Linked DNA regions of Homo sapiens: region 2 is linked to region 1. The links are chromatin contacts, found by Hi-C or POLR2A ChIA-PET in ENCODE. All regions are on one chromosome and are shown on one strand. Each heading gives the region's core, a stretch centred on a gene start or an enhancer-like site at or near the end of the contact. The rest is flanking DNA. Distances are from core to core; before and after follow the strand shown.

Region 1 (5,785 bases), core at 779-3,278:
TTTCTGGTCTTTAGGACTGTGAGAAATGCATTTCTGCTGTTTAATGAACCTATGGTATTGTGTTATAGCAGCCCAGACTAAGGCAGTGACAAATAGATTGTTTCCCATTTTTTTTTTTTTTTTTGAGATGGAGTTTCACTCTTGTTGCCTGGGCTGGAGTGACAGAGCGAGACTCCATCTCAAAAAATAAATAAATAAATAAGGCAGTTTCATCTTTTTTTTTTTTTTTTTGAGATGGAGTCTCACTCTATCACCCAGGCTGGAGTGCAATGGCGTGATCTTGGCTCAGTGCAACCTCTGCCTCCCAGGTTCAAGCGATTCTCCTGCCTCAGCCTCCCGAGTAGCTGGGACTACAGGCATGTGCCACCATGCCCGGCTAATTTTGTATTTTTAGGAGAGATGGGTTTTCTCCATGTTGGTCAGGCTGATCTCGAACTCCACTCCCAACCTCAGGCGATCCACCCACCTCAGCCTCCCAAAGCGCTGGGATTACAGGCATGAGCCACCTCCCCCGCCGCGGTTGTTTCCAATTTTTAGCAATTAAGAACTGTGTTGTATAGGCTGACAAAATGATCATTGTTGAAGCTGGGCGACAGGTACATAGAGTTCATTATACTATTTGCTCTATTTTTGTGTCTATATAAAAGTAGTCGATTAAAAGTGTTAAAAAATGAATAACTTTGACCCCATATAGAAAATGTGCAAAAATTTCTCTAGGACATATACCTAGAATTGGAATTGCTGCGTCAGACAATAGGCATGGGGTTTTTTTTTGTTTTTGTTTTTGTTTTCAGAGTCTCGCTCTGTCGCCCAAGCTTGAGTGCAGTGGCGCGATCTCGGCTCACTGCAACTTCCGCCTCCCAGGTTCAAGTGATTCTCCTGGCTCAGCCTCCTGAGTAGCTGGGATTACAGATGTGCGCCAACATGCCCAACTAATTTTTTTTGTATTTTTAGTAGAGACAGGGTTTCACCATGTTGGCCAGGCTGGTCTTTACCTCCTGACCTCAGGTGATCTGCCCACCTTGGCCTCCCAAAGTGCTGGGATTACAGGCATGAGCCACTGTGCCCACCTAATAGGCAAGTTTTTTTGTTTTTTGTTTGTTTTGTTTTGTTTTGTTTTTTTGAGACAGAGTTTTGCTCTTGTTGCCCAGGCTGGAGTACAATGGCGCGATCTCAGCTCACCACAACCTCCGCCTCCCGGGTTCGAGCGATTCTCCAGCCTCAGCCTCCCGAGTAGCTGGGATTACAGGAATGCACCACCATGCCCGACTAATTTTGTATTTTTAGTAGAGACGGGTTTCACCACGTTGGTCAGGCTGGTCGTGAACTCCTGACCTCAGGTGATCCACCCACCTCAGCCTCCCAAAGTGCTGGGATTACAGGCGTGAGCCACCGCACCCAGCCAATAGGCAAGTTTTTAATATCAATATTGCCAAATAAGTCTCAAGGTAGTTATCCTAATAATTTACACAGCCACTAGAAATACAACAGAATGTCTATCTCCCCACATCTTTACCAACTGTTATATTGTTAGACTTTGATTTCTGTCAACCTTGTAGTATAAAATGGTATCATTTTAATTTTCAGTCCCCTGATTATTACTGAAGTTGGCTATTTTCTTATGATTGTGGATATATTTTTAGGTTTTTCCTTTTGTGAACTGCCTGTTCACATCATTTGCCCACTTTTCTGCTGGGCTGGTTGTCTTTTTCTTACTGAGCTGTAATAAATCTTTATGTATTCTAGGCATGAATCCATTCTCTGTTATACCCATGGCAGACGCTTGGGAGGATGTTTAGCAAGTTATAGGAAGAGGAAGGGGAAGGAGTTGAGAGGGAATGACAAGTTGAAGAAGGAAGGATGAGAATAAAAGGTGGGGCGAGTCCGGGAACAAGGCTGCGAGGCTCGGGTGAAAGACTGGCCTTGAACTAGATGAAGAACACTTCCCCTGAGACCAGAGTGCCTAAGAGTTCTGGGACAGTCTCAGTTGTAAAACAGCCAGTGCTTGGCCACAGGTGTCACCCAATACACTGACTCAGCCAGGGCCTGGGATGACTAAGAGCTTTTTCAATGTGACTCATCAAGGCTGACAAGCACAGGCATCACGTTCCAGAACGCACAACCAAAAGGGCAAAGCAACAGTCCAGGCAGGTCAGCCTGTAGAGACAAGACTTCCTACTGACATCCAAGCTACTCGTTTGCCACAGCTGCTCCAAGGATGGCAATAATGAGTGCGAGCTGCATCAGAGATGAGAGATTGAACTTTAAGAAAAATGTCGCCGGGCGCGGTGGCTCACGCCTGTAGTCCCAGCACTTTGGGAGGCCAAGGTGGGTGGATCATGAGGTCAGGAGTTCAAGACCAGCCTGGCCAAGATGGTGAAACCCCGTCTCTACTAAAAATACAAAAAAATTAGCCAGGCACGGTGGCGGGCGCCTATAATCCCAGCTTCCCAGCTACTCGGGAGGCTGAGGCAGGAGAATCGCTTGAACCCAGGACGTGGAGGTTGCAGTGAGCCAAGATGGCGCCACTGCATTCTAGCCTGGGTGACAGAGCAAGACTCCATCTCAAAAAAAAAAAAATTGTTGGCTTTTAGTATTAACTGTGAGTGTTTGGTATTCATGTTGGATCTGCTGCTGATGATGTGGGGGTGGGTGGAGGGGAGGCAGAGAAGGAAGAATTAGAAGGCCACAGAAGCCCAGGTTGAAGGGCTGGGGCTGCTGCAGTGGAAATATCTTTTAAGATGCTACTTGGCAAGCATGATTCAACCCTGACAGACCCTTAGAACAAGTCAGACGACCTGAAAGATGAGATTCTGCTGTCCAGCTGCACCGTGTCAGTGAGGACCCCCACTGTGACCCCAGGGCACGACTCACTCCCACGGGCTTGCCTGACTCCAGCTCTGTGCTATGACATCACGTTGGTAGCCTGACACGGGCCACAGTGGGCATATTTATGCCACAGAAATTGGCAAACACTATAATCAAGGCCCTTTCCTCACTTCCCTAAGAGCCACTCCTGACAGAGCAGTGGGTGGCATGCAAATCCCAGAAGGGCCCAGAGACGGGGAGTGAGGGGAGCAGCGTAGACAGAGTCGCTTCTCCACTCTCCCTTTTGCCTACAGAACCCAAATAAAGAAGGCTCTTTTCTTTTTTACAGACCTGGTGTCCAAGTACTTAATTTGATCAAAACATGAGGATGAGCTAAGGAAGACAGCAGACAGGCACTCTATCAATGTCTTAAGGTAGTTCCAATGACATTCTGCAACATGAATTAATCTTTGAGGATATCAACATAAAAATTCTTTTGAGAATCTCATTTAACAACTGGAAAATTATTCTTTTGTCTTCTAAGGGACTGATTTCTTTACCCCTGCTCTCAACACCTTCTTTCTCTCTCTCCATCAACACAGGCACTTGGAGGTTGAAGCGTGGGGGTGTAAAATCACGCTTTTTGGTGGACATGGCAAATGCCTATTCTATAGCAGAACTTAGCCCCCGCCCCCTACCCCCTCACTCCCCCTCCCAAACTGCACACATACACCAAACCCAACCAGACACCTCCTCCTTCCTTCCTCACCACCCTCTCCCTGGTCACCAAGGGTTAAGCTTAGGGTCTTCTTTAGCTCTTCCCCTCCCTCACCTACCATCTGGTCAAGAAGTCTGGGCAGTTTTACCTCTTTAATCCCTCACATCCTTCCCTCTTTTCATTTCTAAGAAGAGGACCCTGAAATGTCCTCTTCTTACTACTTAACTATCGTAAAAACCTCCTACTCATTACCACAGCTCTAGCTACCAATCCACATTAGGTACTAGGGATAGCTAGCATCCCCAAATACAGGCATGACGGCACTCTTCCTGAAAAGTGGGGTAATTCTCTGACTCCCCACTGTCTGTAGGTGGGAAACTCAAGTCTCCTTGGGGACCTCCCCCAAAATTAGTGCACCCTGCCTGTCCAGCCTTGTCCCCCCATGCCCCAGCCTCCCGGATTCTCCAGCTGCAGCCCAGCTGCCTCCTCTTTGTTCTCAGAAATCCTAGCACCTGCCCCTCTCCCTCAGAGCACTCCCTCTACCATTAGAACACCCTTCCCGTCCCAGCTTTTGCCCATGCAAGTCCTGCTCCTGTCTCAGGTATGCATCTAATTTTTCTCCCTCCCTTATGAAATCCCACTAAGACTTCAGCAAATATATATATATTTTTAAAGCTATGAACCCCCAAGGGCAGAACAGGAGAGGAGACAACAGCAACATGACTGCAGAAGCTGGAGCGCAGCTCGCGTCAGCTGACCTCACAGCCTGGGTCTGGAGCAGGCTGAGAACACCCGGGTTCCCACCATCCACCAGGAATCCTCCAAAGGCCAGGGAACTGCAGCTCCAGGCCTCCCACCTCCACAATGGGCTGAACGGGCTGCCGTGTATAAAGAGGGCAGGCTGAAAGCTTTCAAAAAGCAATCAGGGCTGGGCACAGTGGCTCGCACCTGTAATGCCAACACTTTGGGAGGCCAAGGCGGGTGGATCACCTGAGGTCAGGAGTTCGAGACCAGCCTGGCCAACATGGTGAAACCCCGTATCTACTAAAAATACAAAAATCAGTTGGGCGTGGTGGCATGCACCTGTAGTCCCAGCTACTCAGGACGCTGAGGCAGGAGAATCACTTGAACCCAGGAGGCGGAAGCTGAAGTGAGCCGAGATTGTGCCATTGCACTCCAGCCTGGGTGACAAGAGTTAAAACTCCGTCTCAGGAAAAAAAAAAAAAAAAATAGCAGTTAGACCCCTACCTCCCCCATCTCATGCCAGAGACCTCCCCTCTCCAGCCCTGGAAGAACAGAGGTTTACTTTCTGGGGAGGGAAAAGTGTGGGGTCTCTGGACTGGGAAATTCGAGGCACAGTTGAGGGCCTGGGGACCTTGCCAAAAATGGGGGTGGCAGGTTACGTGACTCTTTGCATGCTACCCCCTTCCCCAACTGAGCTCCCAGGTGTTGACACTGAGGTTCCCCAACAAACAGCCTGCCCAGATCATGTACTGGTAAACTCAGAACTGGACCCCCACCTGCTCCAGCTCCCAGGCAGCATTTTAGACCCTCCTAATAATTATGAGTGGGCAACCAAAGGTCCCTGGGCAGATTCATTCAAAGAGGATGGAGACCAAAGGAAAGAGCAGAGAAAGCAATTTGGAGGAAACCAACTATGCAGGGAGAAGAAAACTTAGAGACAAACATGGCATTCACATTCTCACAGAAATAAGAAACGATTACATCAGTGAAAACATAGGATGCTACACACATTTTTAAAGAACCATTTGGGGAGCAAAAAAGCTCTTGGAAATTAAAAAATACAATAAGACAAAGCAATAGAAAGGTTGAAAGATAAAAGGAAATCTTCTAGAAACTGAAGAAAAGAGACAAAGAGATGGAAAATAGGTGAAAAAGGGAAAAAAATTAGAGGGTCAGTCCAAGAGATCCAAAAACTAAATAATAGGAGTTTCAGAAAGACAGAACAGTAAAAAACAGAGGGCAAGAAAAGGAATGTTTCAAGAAACTCCCAGGATAGGACATGAGTTTCCACACTGGAAGGACTTGCTGAGAGCCTCACGAAACAGATGAACACAGGCCTACACCAAGGCACTGTGTCCAATTTCAGATCCTGTAAGCTTTCCCAAAGGAGGGTAAAAAGAAAAAAAAGACAAAAGTATCAGAAATCAGAAAGGTTTTGGACTTCTTAGCAGTTTCAGAAGTTAGAAAAGTGCAAAGCAATCCTTCAAACTTGTCAAGGAAAAATTGTTTCCAACC
Region 2 (6,039 bases), core at 572-3,071, 490 kb after region 1:
TGCCCCCAGGTGCCCCACTCCTCCCTCGCCCACCAGGAGCTTTCCCCGCCGTTCTCCCAGGATGTTCCATTGCCCTGGCCAGCCCATGCCGCGGGCTCTGTGACTCCGTCTCCCCTGGCAGAGAAGTGGGGTTGCCTCTCCCTGGGCTGGAAGATCTTTATCCTGCCCTGCTGAGTCATGCCGGCTCCTCCCGAGCTCTCCTCCCCTCCTACCCCGCTGTCCTCCCCTCTGTCAGGCTTCTCCCAGCTTTCTCCAGACTGTCTGGGCTCCCGCTCTAGGGGCCCCTGGGGTCAAAGGATGGACACCGCCTTCCCTGGGGCCATCCCAGTGATGGGATGTCCCATCTCACGGGCCTGCCATTCCAGCACCACTGGGAGAGTGCCTGCTCCGCCTCCACCAGCTGTGTGACCCCCACCAAGTCTCTAACCCTCCACACCTCTGTTTTCTCCATGTAAAACTGAATGAGGGACAACTGAGTGAGTATAGGTCAAATTGCTGGCACTTAGAAGCAATCAATGATGTTTTATTTATTTATTTATTTATTTTTGAGACAGAGTCCAGGCTGGAGTGCAGTGGCATAATCATGGCTCACTGCAGCCTCGACTTCCCAGGCTCAAGAGATCCTCCCACCTCAGCCTCCTGAGTAGCTACAGATGGATATCACCATGCCTGTCTAATTTTTTGTATTTCTTTTTTCTTTTTTTTTTTTTTGAGACAGAGTCTTGCTCTGTTGCCCAGGCTGGAGTGCAATGGTGCGATCTCGGCTCACTGCAACCTCCAACTCCCAGGTTCAAGCGATTCTCCTGCCTCACCTTCCTGAATAGCTGGGATTACAGGCGCCTGCTAATTTTTGTATTTTTAATAGAGACAGGGTTTCATCATGCTGGCCAGGCTGGTCTCGAACTTCTGACCTCAGGTGATCTGCCCGCCTTGGCCTCCCAAAGTGCTGCGATTACAGGCATGAGCCACCACTCCCGGCCAATTTTTTTGTATTTCTTTGTAGAAACAGGGTTTTGCCATGTAGCTCAAGCTGGTCTCAAACTCCTGATATCAAACAATCTGCCTGCTTCAGCCTCCCAAAGTGCTGGGATTACAGGCGTGAGCCACCTCGCCCAGCCAATAATGTTAAAGAATCTTGTTACCTACCCCTCATACCGTATCCCTCTGTCTTTGCTAATGGTGTCCTCTCTACCCACAATGCAGCTGCCCCTCGTGAGCTCCCCATGGCTACTCATCTAGACCCTTTGTTCTTCTGCCTTCTTCCTGAAGCCTGTCACTGTCATCCCAGCTCTGCTCCCCACCACAGACTTCACTCTCCAGGGCCCTTGCTGCTCTCCACTTTGTGTTATAAGTGCTCTCTAAGGACCCGTCTCATCTCTCTCCTCTTTTGTCCCCAAGAGATTCTTGTAGGACTTCAGTGGGTTGAAGAGGGCTGGAGGTGGGAAGGGTGGAGTCTCATGGCACAGTCAGCTCTGAAGGCATGAGAGAAACCAACCAGTCTTGACCCAGCCCCGTCCTAGGCTTTCAGGTTGTCTAGAAGACATGGGTGGTTTAGGTCTATGAAGAGCTCAACCACTTTCTTTTTTTTTTTTATTTGAGACAGAGTCTCTCTCTGTCACCCAGGCTGGAGTCCAGTGGCGTGATCTCGGCTCAATGCAACCTCCCCCTCCCGGGTTCAAGCTATTCTCCCGCCTCAGTCTCCCGAGTAGCTGGGAGGCAGGCACCCACCATCATGCCCAGCTAATTTGAGGCTCACCCGCTTTCTAGCACCCACAGCCATCTTTCTGAGGCCCACCTTGTGGTCCTTAACAGAGCACTCTGTACATATTTCCGTTTTAGCCTTTGACTGTTGCAAGATTTCAAAATGAAACAGGAACTTAAGGAGATATACAAAGGGCTATGATGCAGAGAAAGGAGAGGTCAGAAGAGGGAGACGTCGGGAGATTTTGGAGATACGGCAGGGAGAATTTGAGTGGCAAAAAGTGGGGGGCCACACCTGACCTGGAACCAGGACAGGAGCTGGGGAGGAGCTGGCATTCAGACCCATGGAATCCCGTCACCTCCCAAAAGCTTTTGGAAGCCCCTGCTATATATGCCTTGCTGAACAGTGTGGACCTACAGAGAAACACAGCCTGCCTGCCAGGGACTCGGGAGCTGGTGGGACAGTGGGCAAGATAACTTCAATACCAACTAGAGATATGGGCGGCCTGCCAGGAGGCTCAGTGCAGACAAGGGCACCTGGAGCAGGCCTCCTCCAGCCTCCAGCTCAGCAGGGAACTTGAGAAAGATCCCTGGATTCTTTAGCATCAGAAAGCCCAGATCTACCACTTATAAGTGACCTGCCTGGGCAACATAGCAAGATCCCCCCCTACTTCCCCAAAAAATTAGCCAGGCATGGTGGCACACACCTGTAGTCCTACCTACTTGGGAGGCTGAGGTGACAGGATTGCTTGAGCCCAGGAGTTCAAGGCTGTAGTGAGCTATTGAGCCACTGCACTCCAGCCTGGGTGACAGAGTGAGACCCCATCTCCAAAAAAAAAAAAAAAAAAAAAAAAAGTGAGCCTCTTAGCCTCACCAAACCTCCAGGGTTCGGTGAGGCCCAGATGAGATAATAAAGTAAAAGGGCTTTGCAAGCTCCGGAGCTCTAAGGAGACGGGAGAGTCCTCTGATCTCCCCACGGTGTAGGCTATCGCTCCCATTTACTGAGCTCTTCCCAATTCTCTGGCACTGCAGTGAAGCATTTGAATACAGCACGCAATCTCACATAGCCCTCCTGAGGCCGGTGCTGTTGTAGTTGCCATTTTACCATGGGTAAACTGAGGCACAGAGTTATATAACTTTTCCAAGTTACACAGGCAGGCAGCCTGGCTCTGGAGCCACCCGGCTCTTAATTAGTAGCCTCCTCCTCACCCTGCCCCTAGTTCCTAAAAATCTCCTCCCTGCCCCCATCTCCCCAGTAATAAGCCTGTCTCAGCCTGGGAGGATGCCCTCTCTGTCCCCTTCTGTCCCACCCCGCACAACATGAGCACAAAACTGCCCCCACAGAGGCCTGCCCAAGGCGGATCAGCAAGGTCTCTGTTCCCGAAGCTGGGACTGGACACGGTGTCTGTCTCCCTCTGCTGGTCTCTTAGGGGACAGCCCAGCCGGGATGCTTTCCCTGAAGCTGGTGGCACCTTATCTCTCCCCAACAGTGGATGCTGAGTATTGGGGAGGTTGAGGAAAAGGCCAGGGACACAGGTCAGGCTCTAACTTACGGGACTCCACGTTGCCTCTTGGGGTCCATGTTGCCAGAAGCCTGCCTCTAACAGGAGTGCAAAGGGGGGTCTTAGGGAGACCGGGCCACCTCCCTGATGCCTGCCCTGGGGGACGGGCCTCAAACAGCCTCCTTCCCCTTCTAACCCATGAATGGAGCCATCATCCATGGATGTATCTAAATCTTTTGTGAAGCTGTTTCTATTTCCAGCTGAGACGACATCTTGGGATAATGAGTTCCATCAGCGTCCTCCCCTGCTGGGTGAAGCACACTGCCTTTTATTTGTCCTAAACTTACCTCACTTGCGCTCCAAGGGGGCCTGTAATTCCAGTGTGCCAGGTTTTGGTGAACAAGCCTGAACTTCTCCCTTCCCATCCTCACTGTGGGTTTAAAAAAATTCATCCTGGCCGGGCGCGGTGGCTCACGCCTGTAATCCCAGCACTTTGGGAGGCCGAGGTGGGCGGATCACGAGGTCAGGAGATCGAGACCATCCTGGCTAACACGATGAAACCCCCGTCTCTACTAAAAATACAAAAAATTAGCCGGGCATGGTGGCGGGCGCCTGTAGTCCCAGCTACTCGGGAGGCTCAGGCAGGAGAATGGCATGAACCTGGGAGGCGGAGCTGACAGTGAGCCGAGATCGCGCCACTGCACTCCAGCCTGGGCGACAGAGCGAGACTCTGTCTGAAAAAAAAAAATTTCATCCCATCTCCCCTCCACCTCCAGCCCTGCAGACTCAAAAGACCTGGTCCCTCATCTGCGCACAGTGCCTGGCAGTGTGGGCACATCCATTATCTCATGCCAGGCTCCAGCAGCTTGGGAGGAAGGCAAGGGCTCACATTCTCCTCTCAAGGCAGAGGACACAGAGGGCCCAGAATCATGGGGCCAGCACGTGGTGCCGCTGGAGGCAGCAGTAGCAGCAGCCTCTCTCCAGAGCCTCTTCCCCATGGGCTGACTCTTCTGACCTTAACCAAGAGTCTTCTTTTTTTTTTTGAGATGGAATCTTGTCCTGTTGCCCAGGCTGGAGTGCAGTGGAGGGATCTCTGCTCACGGCAGCCTCCATCTTCCAGGTTAAAGTGATTCTCCTGGCTGGGCGCAGTGGCTCACGCCTGTAATCCCAGCACCTTGGGAGGCTGAGGCGGGTGGATCATGAGGTCAGGAGATCGAGACCATCCTGGCTAACACAGTGAAACCCCATCTCTACTAAAAATACAAAAAGTTTGCCGGGCGTGGTGGTGGGCGCCTGTAGTCACAGCTACTTGGGAGGCTGAGGCAGGAGAATGGCGTGAACCCGGGAGGTGGAGCTGACAGTGAGCCGAGATCGCGCCACTGCCCTCCAGCCTGGGTGACAGAGCGAGACTCTGTCTCAAAAAAAAAAAAAAAAGTGATTCTCCTGCCTCAGCCTCCTGAGTAGCTGGAATTACAGGTGTGTGCCACCACGCCCGGCTAATTTTTGTATTTTTTTTTAGTAGAGAAGGGGTTTCACCATGTTGGCCAGGCTGGTCTTCAACTCCTGACCTCAAGCAATCTGCCTACCTTGGCCTCTCAAAGTGTTGGGATTACAGGTGTGAGCCACCGTGCCTGGCCAAGAGTCTTCTGAATATTTGCCAGTTTCTGGACAGCAGGCCTTTTCTCTGTAATGTTTCCTTGCGAGACTTTCCTCCTGGGATCCTTGTGTAGATTCACCCTAGCTTTGTCCAAGCTGATGGTTTGTTTTGTCTCCAGTCCCGGCCCAAGGATACTGTAAGGATGACTCGAGCTGGAGGGGCAGGACGCAGCAATCATAGTCGCAGCAGTGCTAACAGCAGATTCTAAGAGCTGCGTAAATATTAAGTTACTCCTCACAACAGCCCTTTGAGGTGGAAACAGGCTTGGAGAACATAAGCAACTTGTCCATTTTTGCACAACTTGTTAAGTGATGGAGACTGCGGCTAGGCTGGATTCAGACCTACACGGGCTGGCATCCACAACTGCATTCTCAACCTCAACAGACAATCGTGGGTTCAAGTCCCGAAACCTCTCTGAATTCCGTACTCTTCAGTCATTCAGCACAGACTTATTACACCACTGCTGTGTGCCAAACATCATTCTGATTTCTGGGAGAAATGCCAGGGAACAAGAAAGGCAGGGGCAGAGCTTGGCTGGGGGGCTGGCAGCACTTGGAATGCCACAAACTCATTACAAGCAGGGCAGGTACCCTGCCAGCTCAGAGCTGCCTTGCCTGCCTGGTTACCCCACAGTAACCATACAAATGCCAGTCCCTGTGTGTGCATGATGAGAAGAAAACAAGCCAGAGTAAACTCCTGAACCCTAAACTCCTCTACTCCTCTGCCCCTTCTGACTTTTAGTTACCCTGATCTGGAAAAATGCCAGCCATGAGTAATACTGTCTGTGCTCCTTTGTCTGTAAGGAGGGCTGCATGGGGAATCCCATGGTGGGACAGAGCAGTGCCTGGCAAATGAGCCCCACCAATGGCTTCTCAGCAACTGTGCTTTCCTGGCCAGCCCGTGCTCTAACCTCACCCCTCTCAGACTGTTTCATCCTCCAGGAAGCTCTCCCTCATGCTCCTGACCAGGTCTTCCCCAGGACATATTCGCAGAGCCCACGTCATCATCATTCCTGATCCTTCTCAAAGGTGTAATTTCATATTTACCTTGATGATTCTTTGGCTAATCTCAGTCTTCCCCCACTAGACCCCCGCCCTCCCCAGCTCAGGAGACCGGACTCTGCAGAAGGTACCAACCACCCACACTTCTGCTCAGAGACTTGGCACTGGCCATTCCCTC

Evidence for each region. Hi-C counts contacts between places; a loop is a spot of excess contacts on that map. ChIA-PET counts read pairs that join two places held with the same protein, here RNA polymerase II (POLR2A). Pooled maps may share reads with other maps.
Region 2: a loop to region 1 is called in a pooled map, with 3 times the contacts of the local background. The contact joins two enhancer-like sites. A Hi-C loop is called at or near these places in 3 of 50 pooled maps. POLR2A ChIA-PET finds 5 or more read pairs at or near these places in 2 of 52 experiments (H1 and Panc1).

What each region holds. Positions count from the first base shown.
Region 1 is chr11:66,890,288-66,896,072 of GRCh38, forward strand. All of the region lies in intron 3 of PC (pyruvate carboxylase), which reads right to left. Among named protein-coding and RNA genes, the nearest start is that of LRFN4, 36 kb to the left of the region's middle. RefSeq lists an enhancer at 2,251-2,320. Within about 2 kb of position 2,029, at least 7 of the 41 ENCODE cell types and tissues checked have a DNase peak (open chromatin) inside an H3K27ac peak, as active enhancers do.
Region 2 is chr11:67,379,615-67,385,653 of GRCh38, forward strand. The region is part of intron 2 of LOC100130987 (a long non-coding RNA gene); the gene reads left to right. Among named protein-coding and RNA genes, the nearest start is that of CLCF1, 9.0 kb to the left of the region's middle. RefSeq lists enhancers at 1-481, 1,326-1,375. Within about 2 kb of position 1,822, at least 7 of the 41 ENCODE cell types and tissues checked have a DNase peak (open chromatin) inside an H3K27ac peak, as active enhancers do.